Linked DNA regions of Homo sapiens: region 2 is linked to region 1. A link is a loop called in an ENCODE intact Hi-C map of the cell type or tissue named here. Cell type or tissue: mammary epithelial cell. All regions are shown on one strand. Each heading gives the region's core, and the rest is flanking DNA. Links, peaks and the distances in the headings are about the cores only. Region 1 has its middle 150 kb from the start of MIR187. Region 2 has its middle 22 kb from the start of RPRD1A.

Evidence for each region. Peaks named below come from ENCODE experiments on the same cell type or tissue, not always from the same donor. Only the 100,000 strongest peaks of a DNase experiment are listed, where the experiment ranks them.
Region 2: it touches region 1 in a loop (9-fold over the local background); 12 of 110 quality-filtered maps call a loop at or near these places.

The regions. Positions count from the first base shown.
Region 1 is chr18:35,753,202-35,761,247 of GRCh38, forward strand. No RefSeq gene overlaps it. Among named protein-coding and RNA genes, the nearest start is that of MIR187, 150 kb to the right of the region's middle. RefSeq lists an enhancer at 3,344-3,638. In mammary epithelial cell, for the core only: a CTCF peak has its summit at 3,500 (motif pointing right); no DNase peak of the experiment used is centred there.
Region 2 is chr18:36,085,047-36,093,092 of GRCh38, forward strand. No RefSeq gene overlaps it. Among named protein-coding and RNA genes, the nearest start is that of RPRD1A, 22 kb to the left of the region's middle. RefSeq lists enhancers at 1-157, 1,266-1,819. In mammary epithelial cell, for the core only: no CTCF peak of the experiment used is centred there; DNase peaks (open chromatin) are centred at 3,405 and 4,185; H3K27ac peaks cover 1,390 bases.

The DNA of each region.
Region 1 (8,046 bases), core at 1,189-6,188:
AAATTATGATTCTAAGGCAGTTATAAAATCAATATTGTTAAAGACTTTATTCAACTCATTATTAGTGAGGAAAGTGAGGATAGCAAAGTCACCTGGTGTCCATCAAGCAGACCATCTGGAGGCAAAACTCTTTATTTAAGGAACTCAGAAGTAATTAGACTTTCCTATTTTCTAAAGCCATAATCTGACACCAGGCTTCTTTCTAAAACATGTATAAGTAACTAGGATTTCTAATGCATCTCCGGAATGCATGTATGTTGAAACTCATTGTGCAACACTTGCCGACATCAAGGCACCAAATTACCTACATGGCTAATATGGTCCAAATTACCCTTAAGCTCCCACTTTAAGGTCCATAAATACCCCTAAGGAAAATCCACCTTGGCACGCTCAGTCTTGTCTAGCTGAAGCGCCCTGCTATACTCTGCTGCAGTGTTCTTTCTGTTTAATAAAACTTTCCTCTTCAAACCTATTCTGCTGTCGGTACATTCTTTTCCCATATGTGAGCCAATCACTCTCCACTGCCAGGGCTCTGACAACTTGCCTGGCAGAAACCTATAGGATGTTTCAACATGTTCAAGGGAGAATCCAAAGAATAGACACATTTATATATCAGGAATATTAAAATGAACTTACAAGTGGATCCCAAACTGGTTTCTCCACATTGGCAGGGTCATCCCTTCACCAGAGAGAATTTATTTGCATGTCCATAGGCAAGACTTATTTTGTTTGCTGTCAGTCATTTACAACTTATAGATTTGTAAAACAGCACACAGTGAGATACCCCTACAGGGTGTGATCTAAACAATTCATAGTTTTCCATTAAATCACACATTTTCCCCTCAAGAATCTCCAGCTGAAATGATCCAACAGGATTTGGTCAGTCTGTGGCCTGGCCAGCTGGGGGCCACACCCTGACGGAGGCCCATAGCTCCTGATGAGTGGGAGAGGATGGGGGACGCTTGGAAAGAACCTAGGGTTCCCACAGTGAGGATCAGCATGGCTTTGTATAGCCCATCTCTGAATGCCTCAGAACCCACTAGGAATAAGCAATTTACTGTTATTGAAGTCTGTGAAATAATTCATTCCTAAATAAATTTGCTAGGGAATTGTGGGCTGTAATTACTGACAGACATTGCCAGACATTGAAGGTCTATCAGGCAAAAACCAAACAGAACCGACTAGACTTGTAGGCGGATGCAAGACAGGTGAAGAGGCAGGAGGAGGCTGTGTGGGACACAGCCGGGTGGTTTGCACGCTGTGTCCTCATCCTGCATTATCTTCTTCCAAGGCCCTGGCATAAACGAGCTCCAGGTGTGGAAGACAGAGGATGATGAAGGAGCTGGCTGAGGTGGCCCCTGAATTCAGATCCCCCTCCCCAAGGTGGTTCCTGAGGGGCATGGGGCCTGCTGGAGTTCAGCGGGGCTTCAAAGCAGACAGACCTGGAGTCCCTGTCCTGGCCCTGCCATATCCCCAAGTCAGTGACCCCAGAGTGAGCCTTGCACCCCCTAGGCCCTCATCACATGTGCTAATAGCGTTGGAAATAGTAACTTGAAGCCCCAGCTCTGTCCTGGCTCAAGAGGCACTCAGTTCCCTTCCTCTCACCAGTGTGATGGTACCTCTGAGTTGCCAGAGGAAGACTGGGCAGCCTGGCTCGCTGCAGCCTGCAGGAGGTGGGCAAATGTCAGAAGGTCCTGTTTTGGGGCTCCCCAATATCCAGGATCTCAAAAAAGTCTGGGTGGTGTTTGCTTCACTCTTGAGTGTAGCCTCACCCCTCAGGCCCTGGTTACAGCATGGCCGGCAACTCCTTTGCCTACTATAGTGGATTCTGACCCAGTCTTTCTGCCACCCGCCCCTTCTCCCTCCACTCCACACACAACCCCTGTCAGCTAGACCAGGAACACTGGGATGTAGGGTCTGTGCAGGCAACAAGCTAACAACATGGGGAAAGGTCACATACTTCGTCCTTGGGAATGTTGGCACCTAATGCCCTGGTGGGCAGAGAGCACATTCTTCCTGCAAGTTTGCTGATCAAATGCCCTTAGCAATAAACAAGAAATATGCTCACAGGCTGGCAGGGAAAATGGATGTGAAACAAATCATTGCAAATGACTAAGTAAACAATTGACAACATGATAAGGACCACGAAGGAAAAATCTAGTATTCTATGGGAGCCACGGTCTGAGCTGAGCAGGTGGTGAGAGGTCAGGTAGGCTTCCCTGAGGAAAGAGACTTACACTGAAACCTGAAGGATGAGAAAGAGTTGGCTGGGGGAAGAGCAGAACAAAGAGTTCCAGGTGGAGGGACAACGTGTAGGCCCCGTAGTACAGCTCTGCCATAGCTACTTCTCAGCTTGGATCCTCTCCGTGACTCCCGGGGACGCTGTCCAGCAAAGCCCACTCTCCTTTCCTGAGGCCCCATGCTAAGGCCAAGCCCTTCTGTCAGATTTCTCACCTGCTGCTCTCCTTGCGCACTCAGGACCCAGCCAGATGAACTATTCTTGCCCCCAGAGCCTGTCCTATGTTCTCAGCTTTGTGCTTTGCCTAGTGCTGCTGTTCTCCTGGAAATGCCCTTTTGCCTCCTCTCCACCTGCTAAAATCCTCCCCTTGGTTCCAGTTCTGGATGAGATGGAACAAGCATATCCTGACCTGTCTATCCCACCGAAGGCAGCTGTAACCCTGGGCGGCACGCATGGAGCAGCCATCTGAAGACTCGGAAAAGTAAATAGCAGCAGATGCATTTGGAAGAAAACCAAAGCCTGAAGTATCTCAGCACCAGCAGTGAGTTTACCACTCTTGTTCCTCTGAGATTCCCCTGCCTGGGCTCAAGGCACCCCAAAACGTGGATGTGGATTCGGGTAGGGATCTATCAAGCAGTTTGATTCCAGTCAGTCTCGTCAGAGAATCCTTACCAAGGGCATCCACATCTGTGACACCAGCTGCCCATCAGCGGCCTCGATTTGTTTCCAGTTTGCTGCTCCAAAGAGGGATGTCTGTAACCTTCCAGTCTAGAGTCTTCCCAGCAGCAGAGCAGACGGCCAGGCCATTGGTGCCAGGTAAGAGTTAGTTAACATGTAGCAAATTTCTTTGCGGGAAGCACTGGCGAGGGCATTAGGACTGCAGTGAGTTCTGCCCACTGAGCAGAGTGATCATGTTCACTTATTGTTTTATGGAGATGGTGCTGAGGCTGAACACCTACAGCAGCTTTGCTTTAGGGGGCATGGTTGGTGATAATGTTTCCGCTAAAGGGATTGCTGCCAAGATGCTGCTAAGGAGAGGCCAACTGGCTCTTGAATACTCCATTTCCTTTTAAACGGAGAGATCTCTTAGGCTCTTCTCACTTTTTTAGTCATTGAGTGAGTTGATACACCCCAAAATGGGGATGGCAGGCCAAAGAGTCACAAAGCATCCTCGCGTCAGGCATTCAGTTCCAGCAAGAGCTTGGTCACAGCTGCCTTGGAACAAAAAAAAAGTTTATTTGGCTTCTCTTCCAGCAGGTGGCGCTGTTATACTAGGAACTGCCTCTGAGTAGTCCTGCAGCCATTAAATCTTTAATTAAATTGATTTCTCTTTCTCTTGCTGTGATTCTTTGTCTCTGCTGGGCCACCAGGTATTGTTTAGGTAGGTAAGAGGGGAAGAAAAAATGATACCAGAAGGAAATGTGGAACATTAGAAATGAACAAGAACAGAAATGGCAAATATCTGGATAAGTATAATAGGTTATTCTTCTCTTGTTGAGTTCTTTAAAATATGTAAGACAATTAAAAGCAAAAATTTTTAACACCATTTTAAAAAGTTTCAAAGTATGTAGCTGTAATACATGAGACAATTACAACAAAAAGAGGAGGAAGGTAAGGAGATCCATATGGTGGTAAGATTCTGATATTCCACTTGAAATGGTGAAATATCGATTCTAAATAGACTACAAAAAGTCAAATATGTATATTGTAATCCTTAGAACACTGAAAAATTACACCAAGAGTTAATGCCAAAAACCCACTAGAGGCCGGGAGTGGTGGCTCACACCTGTAATCTCAACACTTTGGGAGGCTGAGGAAGGTGGATCACTTGAGGTCAAGAGTTTGAGACCACCCTGGCCAACATGGTGAAACCCTGTTTCTACTAAAAATACAAAAATTAGCTGGGCATGGTGGTGCATGCCTGTAGTCCCAGCTACTTGGGAGGCTGAAGTGGGAGAATTGCTTGAACCTGGGAGGCAGGGGTTGCAGTGAGCCTAGATTGCACCACTGCACTCCAGCCTGGGTGACAGAGAGAGACTCCATCTCAAAAAAAGAAGAAGAAAAAAAAAACCCAATAACACACACACTAGATAACTTAAACTAGAATACTAAAAAAGAAGTTTAAGTAAACCAAACAAAGGAAAAAAAAAAAGGTGAACTAAAAATACAGAAAAAAGTAGAAAATAAATAATAATTAGAAGACCTGAATCCAAACATATCAATAATTACATTACATGTAAATGACATAAACACACCAATTAAAAGATAGAGATTGACAGAATGAATTTTATAAAAATGACTCAAGTACATGCTCTCTATAAGAAACTCTCCTCAAATATTATAGTATAGGTAGGTTAAAAAGAAAAACTATGGAAAAAAAAAAAAAAACTGCACATTGAAGACCCCAACTGAAACAAAACTACTATGTTAATATCAAAGTAGACTTCAGAACAAAGAAAACTACCAGGGTTAAAAAGGGATATTACATATTGGTAGAAAAGTTAATTCACTGGTACTGGCATAACAACAGACACATAGAACAATAGAACATAATAGAGAACCCAAATATAAATCCACACATTTATAACCAACTCATCTTTGACAAAAGATCCCAGAATATGCAATAGGGAAAGGACAGTCTTTTCAATAAATGGTGCTGAGAAAACTGAACAACTAAATGCAGAAGAATGAAACCAGATCCCTATCTCTCACTATACACAAAAATCAAATCAAAAAGGATTAAAGATTTAAAAGGACTAAAACCTGAAACTATGAAACTACTAGAAGAAAACATTGAGGAAAAGCTCCAGGCAATCAAAGCAAAAATAGACAACGGAGATTACATCAAGTTAAAAAGCTTCTGCACAGCAAATGAAACAAGGTGAACAGGCAACCTACAAAATGGGAAAAAAATATTTGCAAACTGTCCCTCTGCCAAGAGAGTAATAACCAGAATATATAAAGAGTTCAAACAACTCAATAGCATAAAACAAATAATCTGATTTTAAAATGGGTGTCTGGGCACTGTGGCTTACACCTATAATCCTAGCATTTTGGGAGGCCAAGGCGAGAGGATAGCTTGAGCCCAGGAGTTTAAGATCAGCCTAGGCAACATAGTAAGACCCTACCTCTTGAAAAAAAAAAAAAAAAAAGTAGCTGGGTGCAGTGGCATCATGCACCTGTATTCCCAGCTCCTTGGGAAGCTGTAGTGGATCATTTGAGCCCAGAAGGTTGAGGCTGCAGTGAGTAGTGATGATGCCACTGCACTCCAGCCTGGGTGAAAAAAGAACAAGACCCTGTGTCAGTTAAAAAAATATTTTAAAAGAGTAAAAAGTATTAAAAATTTAAAAATAAATAAAAATCGGCAAAAGATCTGAACTGACATTTCTCAAAAGAAGATATACAAATGGCCAACAAGTATATGAAAAAATGTTCAACATCACTAATTATCAGGAAAGTGCAAATCAAAACCACAACGAGGTATTATCTCACCTTGTTTAAAATAGCTTGTACCAAAAAGGCAGGCAATAACAGATGTTGACAAGGATGTGGAGAAAGGGGAACCCTTGTACACTGTTGGTGGGAATGTAAATTAGCACAGCCACTATGGAGATCAGTATAGAGTTTCCTCAAAAAACCAAAAATAGAACTATCACATGATTCAGCAATTCCACTATAGGGTATATATCCAAAAGAAAGGAGGTCAATGTATCAAAGAGATGTCTGCCTTCTAATGTTTATTGCAGCACTATTTACAAAATCCAGAATACAGAATCAACCTAAGTGCCCACTAATGGATGAATGGATAAAGAATATGTACCTATACACAATGGAATATTATTCATCCATAAAAAGAGTGAAATCTTGCCATTTGCAACAACATGGATGGAACTGGAGGCCATTATGTTAAGTGAAATAAGCAAAGCATAGAAAGACAAACACTGCATGTCCTCACTTGTGGGAGCCAAAGAAGAGATCTCATGGAGATGAAGAGTAGATAGGTGGTTACCAGAGGCTGGGGAGGGGGGAGGGGGGAGGGGAGAGGGGAAGGGGGAATGAAGGGGAAAAATAATGTAAATTATTTATCACCACAGAATTTTACACTTAAAATGGTAAAGATGGTGAATTATACATGTATATTTTACCTCAATACACTTTTTTTAAAAAAAAAAGAAAAATCAATTCATCACCAGGAAAGCACAACAATTCTAAATGTATGAGCACTTGAGAATAGAGCTTCAAAATGCAGAAAACAAAAATTGTCAGAATATAAAAGGAGTAGACATGCTGACAATAATACTTGGAGATTGCAACACTCCTTTCTATGTAATATATAGAAATAGTGGCAAGGATAGAATGGAACACTATCAACTAACTTGAATTAAGTCATATTTACAGAACACTACACACTACAACAGCAGACTACACATTCTTTTCAAATGCACATGGAACATTTACAAAGATAGGCCATATTGTGAATAACATATCCAACCTTAAATTTAAAAGCACTGAAATCATACAAAGTATGTTTTCTGACTATAATGGAATTAAACTAGAAATCAATAAGAGAAGGATAACAGGAAAATTTCTAAACAATAAGAAAGCAAACCACACACTTAAAAAAGGGAAATCAGAAAATATATTGAAATGAAAGAAAATAACTATGTAACATATCAAAACTTGTGGGATGTAGCTAAAGTGGGAAGGGAATTTGCTGCATTAAATGATTGTATTACAAAACAAGAAATGTATCAAAACAACAATTTAAGCTTCTGCCATAAGAGACTAGGGAGGAAAAGAGCAAAATAAACCCAAAGTGAACAGGAGGAAGGAAATAATAAACAACAGTGTATTAAGGAAATTGAAGGGGGGGAGGAGCCAAGATGGCCGAATAGGAACAGCTCCGGTCTACAGCTCCCAGCGTGAGCAACGCAGAAGATGGGTGATTTCTGCATTTCCATCTGAGGTACCGGGTTCATCTCACTAGGGAGTGCCAGACAGTGGGCACAGGTCAGTGGGTGCAGCGCACCGTTGCACGAGCCAAAGCAGGGCGAGGCATTGCCTCACTCCGGAAGCGCAAGGGGTCAGGGAGTTCCCTTTCCTAGTCAAAGAAAGGGGTGACAGACGGCACCTGGAAAATCGGGTCACTTCCACCCAAATACTGCGCTTTTCCAACGGGCTTAAATAACGGTGCACCAGGAGATTATATCCCACACCTGGCTCGGAGGGACCTACGCCCACGGAGTCTCGCTGATTGCTAGCATAGCAGTCTGAGATCAAACTGCAAGGCGGCCCCGAGGCTAGGGGAGGGGCGCCCACCATTGCCCAGGCTTGCTTAGGTAAACAAAGCAGTGGGGAAGCTCGAACTGGGTGGAGCCCACCACAGCTCAAGGAGGCCTGCCTGCCTCTGTAGGCTCCACCTCTGGGGGCAGGGCACAGACAAACAAAAAGACAGCGGTAACCTCTGCAGACTTAAATGTCCCTGTCTGACAGCTTTGAAGAGAGCAGTGGTTCTTCCAGAATGCAGCTGGAGATCTGAGAACAGGCAGACTGCCTCCTCAAGTGGGTCCCTGACCCCTGACCCCTGAGCAGCCTAACTGGGAGGCACCCCCAGTAGCGGCAGACTGACACTTCACACGGCCGGGTACTCCTCTGAGACAAAATTTCCAGAGGAACAATCAGACAGCAGCATTCGTGGTTGCCTGATACCCAGGCAAACAGGGTCTGGAGTGGACCTCTAGCAAACTCCAACAGACCTGCAGCTGAGGGTCCTGTCTGTTACAAGGAAAACTAACAAACAGAAAGGA
Region 2 (8,046 bases), core at 1,493-6,492, 330 kb after region 1:
AGCAGCAACAGCAGCAGTGGGTCCCCTGTGCCCAGTGTTCCTGAGGCAGCCAACTGCACTGCCCCCACCCTTGCATGGCCAGGCAAGACCTATTCCAGGCCCAGAGGCTCTGCCACTCTGGACCCTGGCCCTGCGTCACTGCTGTCACCTACTGCCATTGCAGGGAAGGCCTGATGAGGTGGCAGAGCTGGGCCTGAGGCCAGCTAGAATCAGGGACCAGCGGGAGCTCCCTGGAGCCTGCCATGATAGGCTGCTATGATGGGGCTGGGTGGAGCCCCCCGCTGTGGGGGAGCAGCACAGTTGGGCATGGAGGGGTGGGCAGAGAGGGGCCCAGCGAGGACCTGGAGCTGCCACCCCAGGCTGCATGGAGGCACAGCTGGGGATGCCTGCATGCTCCATGGTGCAAGCAGGAGGCCCACCCTCCCAGGAGCAGGACTCAAGCTCTCGCACTCTGCACCCTAGATGCCATGGATGGTGGCAGGAGGGAGACAGGCTTCTGGGTGAAAAAGGGTGGATCCCTAGTGAGACCCCACCTTCAGGCCAGGGAGGGCTTGAAGGCTGGGGGCTGGGCTGCGAGTCCTGAGCGCCGGAATGAAAACTTGTGGTGTCTTTTTTCTGGGCCCATCCATGGCCACCCATGGACCAATCAGCACACACTTCCTCCCCTCTGAGGCCCATAAAAGCCCCGGGGTCAGCCAGAGCTGGACAGATGACAAGACGACCAGCTGCAGAGGGGAGGTACCCTCTCTGCTGGGAGCTGAACACTTGTTGGGATGACCTGCCTGCAGAGAGGAGCTACCCTCTCTGCTAAAAGCTGAACATTTGACAGGACACCCTGGATGCAGAAAGGAGCTGCTCCCTGCGGGGCTCCTCTGAATTGTCCTATTGCTCATAAAGCTCCTTTTCATCTTGCTCACCCTTCACTTACCTGCATACCTCATTCTTCCTGGTTGCAGGACAACAACTTGGAACTTGCTGAATGTCAAGGGTAAAAAAGCTGTAGCACAAACAGGACTGAAGCATGCCTCTTGCTCACCGTGTTGTAGGCAAAGAGAAGGAGAGAAGAGCTGCAGCCCTTCGGGGAGCCCATACCTGGGAGCTCCCTGAGCCATAACTATGACTGCCTCTTTGGGGCTCTGTGGTTTCTGGCATCTCCAAGCTTCCGGGTATCACCACGTTCCCCACTGCCAGCCATGGAAGCTGCTTGCAGTGAGCCTGGTCTGGCCACAGCCTCGCAGAGAGCTGGTGCCCATGCCAGCATGTGGAGCCGCCTGCCCCGCTGTAGCAGCTGGCATGTCTGACTGTACACAGTGGCCAGACCCCATGCTTGCTCACATACCCCTCACTGTTCCATGCCTGACTCACCCTTAGCAGACATGGGATCCGGGCCTTTGGGAGGCATGTGATCCAGGCCGGTAGTGTGAGCTGAGCGCAGCCTACCAGGCTGAGTGGGCAAAATGAGCCTAGTGAGTTTGAGCAAAACTTGGGCAAAGGTGCCACCAGCCACAGAGGTTTCTAGCCAAAAAGCAACACTCCAATGATTCCATAACAATGGGACCTAATTAAACTAAAAAGCTTCTGCACAGCAAAAGAAATAATCAGCAGAAGGCTGGACACGGTGGCTCACTCCTGTAATCCCGGCACTTTGGGAGGCCAAGGTAGGTGGATCATTTGAGGTCAGGAGTTTGAGACCAGCCTGGCCAATATGACGAAGCCCCGTCTCTACTAAAACTCCAAAAATTAACAGGGTGTGGTGGCTCATGCCTGTAGTCCCAGCTCCTTGGCAGGCTAAGGCATGAGAATCGCTTGACCCCAGGAGACTAAGGTTGCAGTGAGCTGAGATTGTGCCACCACTGCACTCCAGTCTGGTTGACAGAGTGAGACTGTCAAAAAAAAAAAAAAAAAAAAAAAAGAAGAAGAAGAAAAGAAATAATCAGCAGAGTAAAAAGATAACTCACAGAGTGGGAGAGAATATTAGCAAACTATACATCCAACAAAGGACTGATATCCAGAATCTACAAGAAACTCAAACAAATCATCAAGAAAAAAAATAATAATCCCTTCAAAGAGTGGGCAAAGGACATGAACAGCCAAGTCTCAAAAGAAGATATGCAAATGGCCAACAAACATATAAAAAATGCTCAATATCACTAATTATCAGGGAAATGCAAATCAAAACCACAATGTGAAACCACCTTACTTCTGCAAGAATGACAATAATTTAAATATCAAAAAATAACAGATGGTATCGTGGATGTGGTGAAAAGGGAACACTTTCACACTGCTTGTGGGAATGTAAACTAGTACAATCACTATGGAAAACTGTATGGAGATTCCTTGAAGAACTAAAAGTAGAACTGCTATTTGATCCAGCAATCCCACTACTGGGTACCTACCCAGAGAAAAAGAAGTCATTACATGAAAAAGACACTTGCACAAGCATGTTTATAGCAGCACGATTTACAATTGTAAAAATATGGAATCAGCCTAAACGCCCACTAACTGAGTAGATAAAGAAAATGTGGCATTCTACTCAGCCATAAAAAGCAATGAAGTAATGGCATCTGCAGCAACCTGGATAAAGTTGGAGACCATTATTCTAAGGGAAGTAATTCAGGGTTGGAAAACCAAATATCATATGTTTTCACTTGTAAGAGGGAGCTAAGCTATGAGGACACAAAAGCGTAAGAATGATATAATGGACTTTGGGGACTGTTGGGGGAAGGTCAGGAAGGGAGGGTGAAGGATGAAAGGCTACACATTGGGAGCCGGGCATGGTGGCTGCTTGGCACGGTGGCTAATGCCTGTAATCCCAGAACTTTGGGAGGCCAAGGCAGACAGATCACTTGAGGCCAGGAGTTCGAGATCAGCCTGGCCAACATGGTGAAACCTCATCTCTACTAAAAATACAAAAATTAGCCAGGCGTGGTGACAGGTGCCTATAATCCCAGCTACTTGGGAGGCTGAGGCAGGAGAATCGCTTCAACCTGGGAGGCGGAGGTTGCAATAAGCCAAGATTATGCCACTGCACTCCAGCCTGGGTGACAAAGTGAGCCCTTGTCTCAAAAACAAAAACAAAAACAAAAAACCCGATGGCTACACATTGTGTACAGTGTACACTGCTTGGGTGATGGGTGCACCAAAATCTCAGAAATTACCACTAAAGAACTTTCCCATGCAACCAAACACCATCTGTTCCCCAAAAACTATTGAAAAAAGTATTTAAAACACAAGAGTCAAAAAATAATTTAAACGTTTATGAAGTACAGTAAGCTAAGGTTAATATATTATTCAAGAAAAAAATCATTTTTACACATTTAATGCAGCCTAAGTGTATAGTATTTATAGAGTCTACAGTAATGTCCTAGGCCTTCACATTCACTCACTACTCACTTTCTGACTCACCCAGGGCAACTTCCAGTCCTGCAAGCTCCATTCGTGGTAAGTACCCTATACAGGTGTACCATTTTTTAATCTTTCATACCATATTTTTACTGTACCTTCTCTACATTTAGAAAGATTTAGATACACAAATACCATTGTGTTACAATTGTCTACAGTGTTCAGTACTATAACATACTATACAGATTTGTAGCCTAAAACAGTAGGCTATATGATATAGCCTAGTTGTATCATCTAGATTTGTGTAAGTACACTGTATGATATTTGGACAAAGATAAAGTTGCCTAATGGTGCATTTCTTTTCTTTTTCTTTTTTATAGTTTCTTTTTTTTTTTTCAGACAGAGTTTCACTCTGTTGCCCAGGCTGAAATGCAGTAGTGCAAATATTGGCTTATTACAACCTCTGCCTCCTAGGCTCAAGCGATCCTCCCATATCAGCCTCCCGAGTAGCTGGGGCTACAGGCAACACAACCACACCCAGCTAATTTTTGTATTTTTTGTAGAGACAGGGTTTCATCATGTTACCCAGGCTGGTCTCAAATTTCTTGGCTCAAGCCATCCTCCCGCCTCAGCCTCCTAATGTGCTGGAATTACAGACATCAGCCACCATGCCCGGCCTGGAACATTTCTTAAAAACATATTCTTGTTATAAAGCGACACATGACTGTGCATTCAATGGAAAATTATTCAGTCATTAAAAGAATGAAATTCTGGCCAGGCATGGTGGCTCATGCCTGTAATCCCAACCTTTGGGAAGACAAGTTGGGTGAATCACCTGAGAGGTCAGGAGTTTGAAACTGGCCCGGCCAACGTGGTGAAACACTGTCTCTAATAAAAATACAAAAATTAGCCAGGCATGCTGGCACATGCCTGTAGTCCCAGCTACTCTGGAGGATGAGGCAGGAGGGAGAATTGCTTGAACCCAGGAGGCAGAGGTTGCAGTGAGCCGAGATCATACCACTGCACTCCAGCCTGGGTGACAGAGTGAGACTCTGTCTCAAAAAAAAAAAAAGAAAGAAAGAAAACACGGAAGGAATGGAATTCTGATACATGTGAAAAATGAGTGAACCTTGAAAACATTATCTAAGTGAAATAAGCCAGACACAAAAGGACAAATTTTGTGTGATTCCACTTACATGAGGTACCTCAAATAGGCAAATCCATAGAGGCAGAAGGTAGAGTAGAGCTTAAACAATGGTAGGGGGAAGAGGGGAGGGAGGGAACAGAGAGTTATTGTTGAGTGGGTATAAAGTTTCTGTTTGAGATAATTAAAACATTCTGGAAGTAGATAGTGGTGATGGCTGCACAACACTGTGCATGTACTTAATGCCACTGAGTTGTACGCTTAAAAATGGTTTAACTGGTGGCGGAACATGGTGGCTCATGCCTGTAATCCCAGCACTTTGGGAGGCCAAGGCAGGCAGACCACTTGAGGTCAGGAGTTCAAGATCAGCCTGGCTAACATTTTAGTGAGACCCCTGTCTCTACTAAAAATACAAAAATTAGTCAGGTGTGGTGGCATGTGCCTGTAGTCCCAGCTACTCGGGAGGCTGAGACAGAAGAATCACTTGAAGCCCGGGAGGTGGAGCTTGCAGTGAGGCGAGATCACACCACTGCATTCCAGACTGGGCGACAGAGCAAGACTCCGTCTCAAAAAACAAGCAAACAGAAAAAGGTTTAAATGATAAATTTTATGTTATGTATATTTTGCCACAATAAAAAAAAGAAAACTCAATTTGAAATTGTATTATGGAAATTTCTAAGCATATACCAAAGTTAAAAGTATAATGGACTTCCATGTATCCATCACTAGTTTCAACAATTATCAATTCCTGGGCAAATTCTGCTGTTTTACCCACCACCGTCCCTACTGGATTATTTTGCAGCAATATCCAGGCATTTTATTCTCTGCAAATATTTGAGAATGTTTTTCCAAAATAAATTAAGCATTTTTTTTTTTTGAGACAGTGTCTCACTGTGTCGCCCAGGCTGGAGAACAGTACTGTGATCTCGGCTCACTGCAACCTCCGCCTCCCGGGTTCAAGCAATTCTCCTGCCTCAGCCACTGAAGTAGCTGGGATTACAGGCACGTGCCACCATGCCCGACTAATTTTTGTATTTTTAGTAGAGACAGGATTTCGACATGTTGGCGAGGCTGGTCTTGATCTTCCGGTCTCAAGTGATCCACCCGGCTTGACCTCCCAAAGTGCTGGAATTACAGGCTTGAACCATTGTGTCTGAACATAGTAAGCATTTCTTTACCAAGGATTTCCTATTCCTCCTCAAAACCCACATCAGATATCACCTCCTCTGTAAGACCATTTGTTTCCCATTTCCCTTAGAAGCAGCATGACCCATTCCTCTCTATGAGTATTGACAACTTCTTACCTATCCCTCTGAACCATGGTTTCTCAATCTTGGCACTGCAAGTTGTTCCCCTTATCCTAAATGTGTGGGGCACAGTGGCTCAGCCTGTAATCCCAGCACTTTGGGAGGCCGAGGTAGGCTGATGACTCGAGACCAGGAGTTTGAGACCAGCCTGGCCAACATGGTAAAACCCTGCCTCTAAAAACAAACAAACAAACAAAAATCCGCAAATGATTGGGACCAGAAGTATTAAAGATTTTGGATTTTTTGTGGATTTGGGAACATTTGCATATACATAATGAGATATCTTGGGGATGGGATCAAGTCTAAACACAAAATTCACTTATGTTTTATATATATGCTGAAGGTACTGTAATTTTATACAATATTTTAAATGATTTTGTGCATAAAACCAAGTTGAACCCTCAGAAAGCAAAGGTGTCATTATTTTAGTCACCCAAGTGGACAATTTGTGATTGCTTGTCATTACCATCATTCCTGGCTCTGAATTTATACGCTACCAATAAGCCATCATTTTCTTACACTTATTCACATGTAAGTGCTTAATAGTAAAACATGACATACACATCTGGCATGTGTGGAAAAGATGTATCAAAACTGAAGGGGCCTGGGAAAATCTTTTTTTCCCTTGGGGATGTTAAATAAACTGTGTGTTGTGCACCTGCATTTTGTCTGCAAATCATCATATAAAGTCAGGTATGGATTGTCCACTTGTGGCATCATGTCAGCAAAAATGTTTCCAATTTTGGAGCATTTTAGATTTTGGATTTTTGGATTAGGAATGCTTAACCTGGACTGATTTTGCCAGAGATCATTCTTTGATGTGGGAAGTGGTCCTGTGCATTAGAGGATGCTTCGCAGCAACCTGGCCTCTGTTAACTATTTGTAAGTAGCAAACTCCTCACTCCTTGTGACAATAAAAAATGTCTCCACACATCACCAAATGTCTTATATGGGCAAAATTGGCCCCAGTGGCAACTACTTCTTCAAAACTGCCCTGAAGAACTGCACTGCAGATATTTGCTTCTACATCTGTCTTCACTTCTCTTCTGCGAAATCCTAAAGGCCTGGACAACTTCTTCCTTATCTTAGGATAGCCAGTGACTGATTCTTGCTCAGATCTTCATAGGAAGCACCCTGAAAGGCCAAGGAAGCATTGGCAGATCTTCCTAGAACTTCAGGAAATCTGAGGCCATCACATCTAGCTCTAGCACTCCGTGTGGTGCCTTAATCACTTCTACAATGTCCCCTCCAGATTCTGTAAAGAATTCAAGCAATTGACACTTATCTCCCTGCAGGGGTGGGGGGCTCATTTTTAAAAAGTTTTTATGGTAAGCTGAAGCTTGCTGACTGTCTGACTTTACCCAGTGTCTCAATCCTTTTTTTTTTTTTTTTTTTTTTGAGACATTCTTGCTCTGTCACCCAGGCTGGAGTGCCGTGGCACGATCTTGACTCACCGCAACCTTTGCCTCCTGGGTTCAAGTGATTTTCGTGCCTCAGCCTTCTGAGTAGCTGGAATTACAGGCATGTGCCACCACACCCGGCTAATTGTTGTATTTTTAGTAGAGATGGGGTTTCACCATGTTGGCCAGGCTGGTCTAAAACTCTTGGCTTCAAGTGATCCACCTGCTTTGGTCTCCTAAAGTGCTGGGATTACAGGCATGAGCCACCCATGCCTGGACCCATTGTTCCAATTCTATTCTCTGAATTCTTATAAAATTAGCCTAACTTTACTTCCACATGATAGCCTTTTAGGTTTATGAAGACTACCATTATAATCATTCACTCAATCATTTAACAAATACATACTTGAAAAGGAGAAAAGCAACCACTGACATGTGCAGTTGGCCTGGCTCTATCACCTGGCCCTCTGTGGTGTTAGGAGCTCATCTGGCATCACAGACAGGTCATGGTATTCTTCTGATGAACATAAACAATCTCACAGAGCACCTACATCAGACAAGGGCACTCTATGACCTCGGTAAAGTGAGACAAAAACCAAACCAAACAAAAACAAGACCACTTCATAAATTTTATCCAAGAACAGGAAAAAATAAAGTCACTGTGTAAACCACAAAAATAGCCTCCTCTTCCTGCTAATATAACTGCTGCTTCTTTACCAATTATATCCTTAGCCTTGCTCTCTTCTTCCCCCTTCTAAAAAAAAATTTATTAAAATACCCAATCAGATAATTATTCCTGCTTCCTGGCATCATTCAATTCAGAGCAAAACCTCACTTCCTTGAAACCTCTGCC